Regions from separate parts of the Mus musculus genome. Here region 1 is linked to region 2. A link is a contact called in ENCODE Hi-C data. All regions are on one chromosome and are shown on one strand. The core of a region is the stretch at or near the end of the contact, and the rest is flanking DNA. Distances in the headings are between cores, read along the strand shown. Region 1 holds the start of Hexdc (hexosaminidase (glycosyl hydrolase family 20, catalytic domain) containing). Region 2 has its middle 17 kb from the start of Cdrt4os1.

Region 1 (2,700 bases), core at 124-2,623, about 58 Mb before region 2:
ATGATAGGTCTCTGGTTTCTTTGAGTCTTATGGTCCTCCAGAACCCCCATACTTTTGTTTTTAACCTCATTTTATACACTCATTATCAAATTCAAGCCAGTTGAAAACTCCTCCCAATTCTGGATGTGGGTAAAATCTATTTGGGAGTATTTTCTACTTCCTTTGGTCACAGCATTGCTACAGTTTCCCTTCTCTTTGCTTTATCACCTTCTGCTAAGGCTGCTCACCCCACACGGGCTTTAGGGTATTGAGATATGACTATACTTATTCCGGTTTTAGAATCTATGGTGATACCTGACACCTAAATCTTACTTTTTTTTCATTAATTAATTAATTGTGTGTATAAATGTGTGTCCTAAACACACGTGGAGGTCAGAGGACAATCTACAGGAGCTGCTTCTTGCCCACCATAAGACAAGTCCCTAGAACTTGAACTCAGGTCATTAGGCCTGGTGGCAAACACTTTTACTACTGAGCTATCTTTCCAGCATCCTACTATCACCTCTCATTTTGAGACAAGGTCTCATGAATTGTAGTTCAGGATGGTTTTGAACTTGCTGTGGGATTGATGCTGGCCTTGATCTTCTGAACGGCCTGCCTCTACATCCCAAGTACTGGGATTACAGATGAGTATACTGTGTTCATGTTGAAGAATGTATTGGGATTCTAGGTCTATTGTTAGAAATGACTACAAATGACATGGCTTCAAATAACGGGATTTCATTCATTGTCCCGGAGGCCAGGAGTTCCAGCTGAGGAGTTGGCAGGGCATGCTTTCTCACAAGGTCTCACAGGAGAGTCCTTCCTGCCTCTTCTAGCTTCTGGTTCATTAATTTGTGATTGTATCGCTCTGCTCCTGTTGTCTCAGGGTGTCCTTGTTTATGTGTTTTCTCAACTTTAGGTCTAAAGTCTCCTCTTTTCCTGGAGTTTGGATCCCTAACAGTCATATAAAAGCCAGGGATGGTGGTGTGTGCCTATAACCCTGGCACTGGCAGGGTCAAGACAGGCAGATTCTTGAAAAAAAAAAAAAAAGAAAGAAAGAAAAGAAAGAAAAGAAAAAAAGACAGGTAGATTCTGAGTTTTACTGGCCATTTACACGGTCCTGTCTGATTCTGAGGGGAACTGGGAGGATGAAAACCCCATGCTCTGTCACCACCAGGACCCAGAAGGCCTCGAGGCTGTCTCTCCAGTGCTCGCTTCCACAGAGTGAAAGCTCATTCGAGGTGAAGGGAGTCCTTACCTCAGAGAGATATGAAACCTTTGGCGGCGCTCCTTTAAGGTCCAAATGAACTAATCTCATCTTAAATGGCGTGGGTGATGACATGTTGGTATTTTTTTGTAAACTCCTATAACAGAGTCTCTGTCTGGGACTTCTTCCTGGTGGAGAGAACTTAAGTTATAAAGAGGAGCAGACACAGCCCTCTCCTTTATTTCCACATTTGAATACAATATTTATAAACTGCCCTGAGATAGGCATTTATTAACCATTTAATGATCTGTATTTCCTTGTGAGATTATGATGATTTATAGCAAGCATGGCAGTGGCATACACCTGTAACACCTTTCCCACCTGTCTTAGTCAGGGTTTCTATTCCTGCACAAACATCATGACCAAGAAGCAAGTTGGGGAGGAAAGGGTTTATTCGGCTTACACTTCCATACTGCTGTTCATCACCAAAGGAAGTCAGGACTGGAACTCAAGCAGGTCAGGAAGCAGGAGCTGATGCAGAGGCCATGGAGGGATGTTCTTCATTGGCTTGCCTCACCTGGCTTGCTCAGCCTGCTCTCTTATAGAACTAAGACTACCAGCCCTGAGATGGTCCCACCCACAAGGGGCCTTTCCCCCTTGATCACTAATTGAGAAAATGCCTTACAGTTGGATCTCATGGAGGCATTTCCTCAACTGAAGCTCCTTTCTCTGTGATAACTCCAGCTGTGTCAAGTTGACACAAAGCTAGCCAGTACAATTGACCCCTTGTCAACTTGACACACAAACACATCACTAGTAAGCCTCAACCCTTACAATCTTATTCATCCCCATTCTAAATAACTTTAAAAGTCCCACAGTCTTTACATATGCTTAAAATTTCAATCTCTTTAAAATATCCATCTCTTTTAAAATCCAAAGTCTTTTTACAATTAAAAGTCTCTTAACTGTGGGCTCCACTAAAACAGTTTCTTCCTTCAAGAGGGAAAATATCAGGGCACAGTCACAATCAAAAGCAAAAGTCAATCTCTAACCGTCCAATGTCTGGGATCCAACTCACGATCTTCTGGGCTCCTCCAAGGGCTTGGGTCACTTCTCCAGCCAGGCCCTTTGTAGCACATGTGTCATCCTCTAGGCTCCAGATGCCTGTACTCCACTGCTGCTGCTGCTCTTGGTGGTCATCTCATGGTACTGGCATCTCCAAAACACTGCATGACCCCTTCAGTCCTGGGCCATCAATTGCAACTGAGGCTGCACTTTCACCAATGGCCTTCCATGGCCTCTCACAGTGCCAATCCTCAGCTGTTCTGCTCAACTCCTTCATGCCTTCAAAACCAGTACCACCTGGGTGACTCTTACACATTACCAAGTCCAGCCACAGCACAAGGTACAACTTTGGCTATATCTGGAACACAGCCACTGTGCTCTCAGAAAACACCTCCCAGAAGATGTCACCTCAATGATGCTGGTCTCTTCTTAATCACCGCTAATTT
Region 2 (2,700 bases), core at 141-2,640:
AGGTTAGACTTGGAGGCACAAGAGTTGATGTTAAGAAAACAAACAGTTTGTCCTGCCCTATGGAATTCAGGATTAGACCTGGAGGTGCAAGGGAAAGCAAACAGGTTGTCCTGCCCTACAGGAGCCTAGAATCTACAGAATATGTGACCAGGTAAATGGGTACCATCCCCACAGCAAGCATATGCCAGGCTGGGAAAGAGTAGCTTTCATCTCTGGGATAGAGGATGGCTCTTGTTAAAGGCAGTGTCTCGCCCTGGCTTACTTTCTGTTGCTGTGATAAGCATCATAACCAAAAGTCACTTGGGGGAAATTTACACTTGCAGGTCACAGTCTGTCACGGAGGGAAACCAGAGCTGGAACTCAAGCAGAAACCACAGACACTGCTTACTGGCTCTCCCCATCTCTGGCTGTTCAGCTTGCTTTTCTTTACAGTCCAGACCCACCTGCCTAGGGATAGAGCAGTCCGCAGTGATCTGGGCCTTCCCACATCAATCAGTAGTCAAGAAAATAACCTCAAAGAAATGCCCACAGGACAAGCTGATGTAAGAAATTCCTCAATTAGGGTTCCCACTTTCCAGATGTGTCTAAGCTGACAACCAAGATTAACCTCCACGTCTTTGATTTATATCATGACTGAGACTGTGGTAAACCCAGGGCCAGGGAAAGGCCCTAACTACATGTAGAATTCTCACCCTGTTCCATGTGGCCAAACCAAGATTAACCTCCACATCTTTGATTTATATCATGACTGAGACTGTGGTAAATCCAGGGTCAGGGAAAGGCCCAAACTACATGTAGAATTCTCACCCTGTTTCATGTTGCCAAACCGCAGGGATGTGGTGGAGTAATGGGAGGTGAGAGACACCAGGCCTTGCATGGGTTCAAAGGTCACACAAACAGCTGGACCTGGGACAGAGTTGCTATTCACAGGGAACTGTCTCTGGTTAGCAAATATAAGACGAAGGTCCTCAAAAGGAAGGTAGGTTTTGGTGATTAATTTATTTAAGGTGAAGGGCAGGGTAGAGTATGGACGATGAGCACAATTCTTGCTGGCGTCTGTGTGCTGGCATGTGCCAAAACAGCCCTGATGCTCGGCCAGATTTTCTCTATTTAAGATGCAACAGAGAGAGATGAGGCCTGGGTCAGACCTTTAAACCTGTGAGTTCCAGGCCAGGGCTACAGAGAGAACTTGTGTGGGAGGAGTGGGGGGAGTTGGAATGAGGTTAGAGATAGACAGGCACAAAGAAACAGCCAGCCACTCACACACAGGAGGGGGAGGGATAGCACCCTCCAGGACCCAAGGAAGGCACAGCTGGACCTTGGCTCCATCAGCCTTTTCTCAGCTCCTCCCACTAGCACTTCATTACCCAGTTCCTCTTTTCATCTCCACAGACAAGGGGAAGCCAAGCAAACCCATCTCCAGATGGGTTTCCAGAGCATGACAGACTGAGCCCTACTGCACTAATGGAGTGGGATGTGAGCCTCTCTCAGTGCTGTGGACTCCCAAACAAGCCTGTGTTGGGGGCCATAGCAGCCTGCAAATTCACCACAGGACCCTTGCTTCTGAGACTGTCTCCAGGCATCCGGTCTGCAGCTCAGTCTGCCTGCTCATCTGCTTCCTCTCTTTGGATCCTAGTTCAAAAGCTGTCAGACCCCTAGGTCTCTGATACTCTTCTAGTGACAGGGCTAGCAGCCGGTGTCTCATCAGAACCCAGCTTCCTATATGAAGCCTTATCCTTTTAGCACCTCAGTATGCCTGCAGTTAAAGGAAGGGCTTTTATAGTGGCAACCAAATTAGAGTGAGGCCGAGAGGGTGGGCCTTAGTTCTTTATTACTGGTGCTACTATAAGAACTGCTCAGTGGGACACAAACCCACACAGAGGGGAGTACATCTGAAGTCACAGGGAAGAGATGTTATCAACAAACCAGGAGACAGGGTCTTAAGAAAAGAATCCTGTCCAAATGTAGGTTTCAGGCTTCTAGCCTCCCAGACTGTGGGAAGAAACTACTTCTCCAGAGCACGGCAATGCTTTGACACCATTTAAGTCACCTCATTTGTGGCACTGCAGAGAGCAGCCCAAGCAGACCTCTAGACATGTGCTAGCAAAGACGTGCAAAATGTGCAATGGGTATGGAAGGGTAGGAGATGGGCCCTGAGGAACAAGGAAGCTAGCCTGGAGTTATTCCTTCAACTCGAGCATGGGGTGGCTAGGTCCATATCTCTGATGTGCCCCTCCTGAGTGAGAGTCACTCCATAGAGAAGTTAGATGAAGAAGATGCAAGCAGATCCAGATACAGTAGGGGCAGACATGTGGAGTACCTGGACTGGTGTGGGGGTGGAGGAAGGAGCCTTTTGATACAGAAAACAAGGAAAGCAGTGACAGGCAGTGACTTGCAGTAGGGTGGGGCTACAGGGAAAGAGACAAGTTACCCAGAAGGGGAGAGGGGGAGTAGAGATGGGAAAGAGGGTGGGGTAGAGCAAAGAGGAAAACAAAAATGTGATTAGGCTCTGCTCCCGTGGAAAGAGCAACCCTCTTGTGATCTGTAACCATTACACAGTATCTACATGCATCAAATACCATACAGAGCTCAGTGGGTATGTGGGAATGGGGTGCAGCAATAAAAAAAATGAAAGTTAAAAGGTTTGTAGGGCAAGGAAGGGACCAACCAGAAGCTGAAAACTAGGAAATGGGGATGGAA

The links. Hi-C counts contacts between places; a loop is a spot of excess contacts on that map.
Region 1: a loop to region 2 is called in a map of T-helper 1 cell, with 507 times the contacts of the local background. The contact joins the promoter of Hexdc here to the enhancer-like site in region 2. A Hi-C loop is called at or near these places in 3 of 37 maps with a recorded cell type or tissue (T-helper 1 cell, T-helper 17 cell and regulatory T cell).

The regions. Positions count from the first base shown.
Region 1 is chr11:121,206,316-121,209,015 of GRCm38, reverse strand. It overlaps Hexdc (hexosaminidase (glycosyl hydrolase family 20, catalytic domain) containing), which reads right to left and starts at 1,373. Exons shown (of 12, transcript NM_001146073.1): 1 at 1,241-1,373. The coding sequence starts at 1,324.
Region 2 is chr11:63,019,486-63,022,185 of GRCm38, reverse strand. No RefSeq gene overlaps it. Among named protein-coding and RNA genes, the nearest start is that of Cdrt4os1, 17 kb to the right of the region's middle. Within about 2 kb of position 1,390, at least 1 of the 3 ENCODE cell types and tissues checked has a DNase peak (open chromatin) inside an H3K27ac peak, as active enhancers do.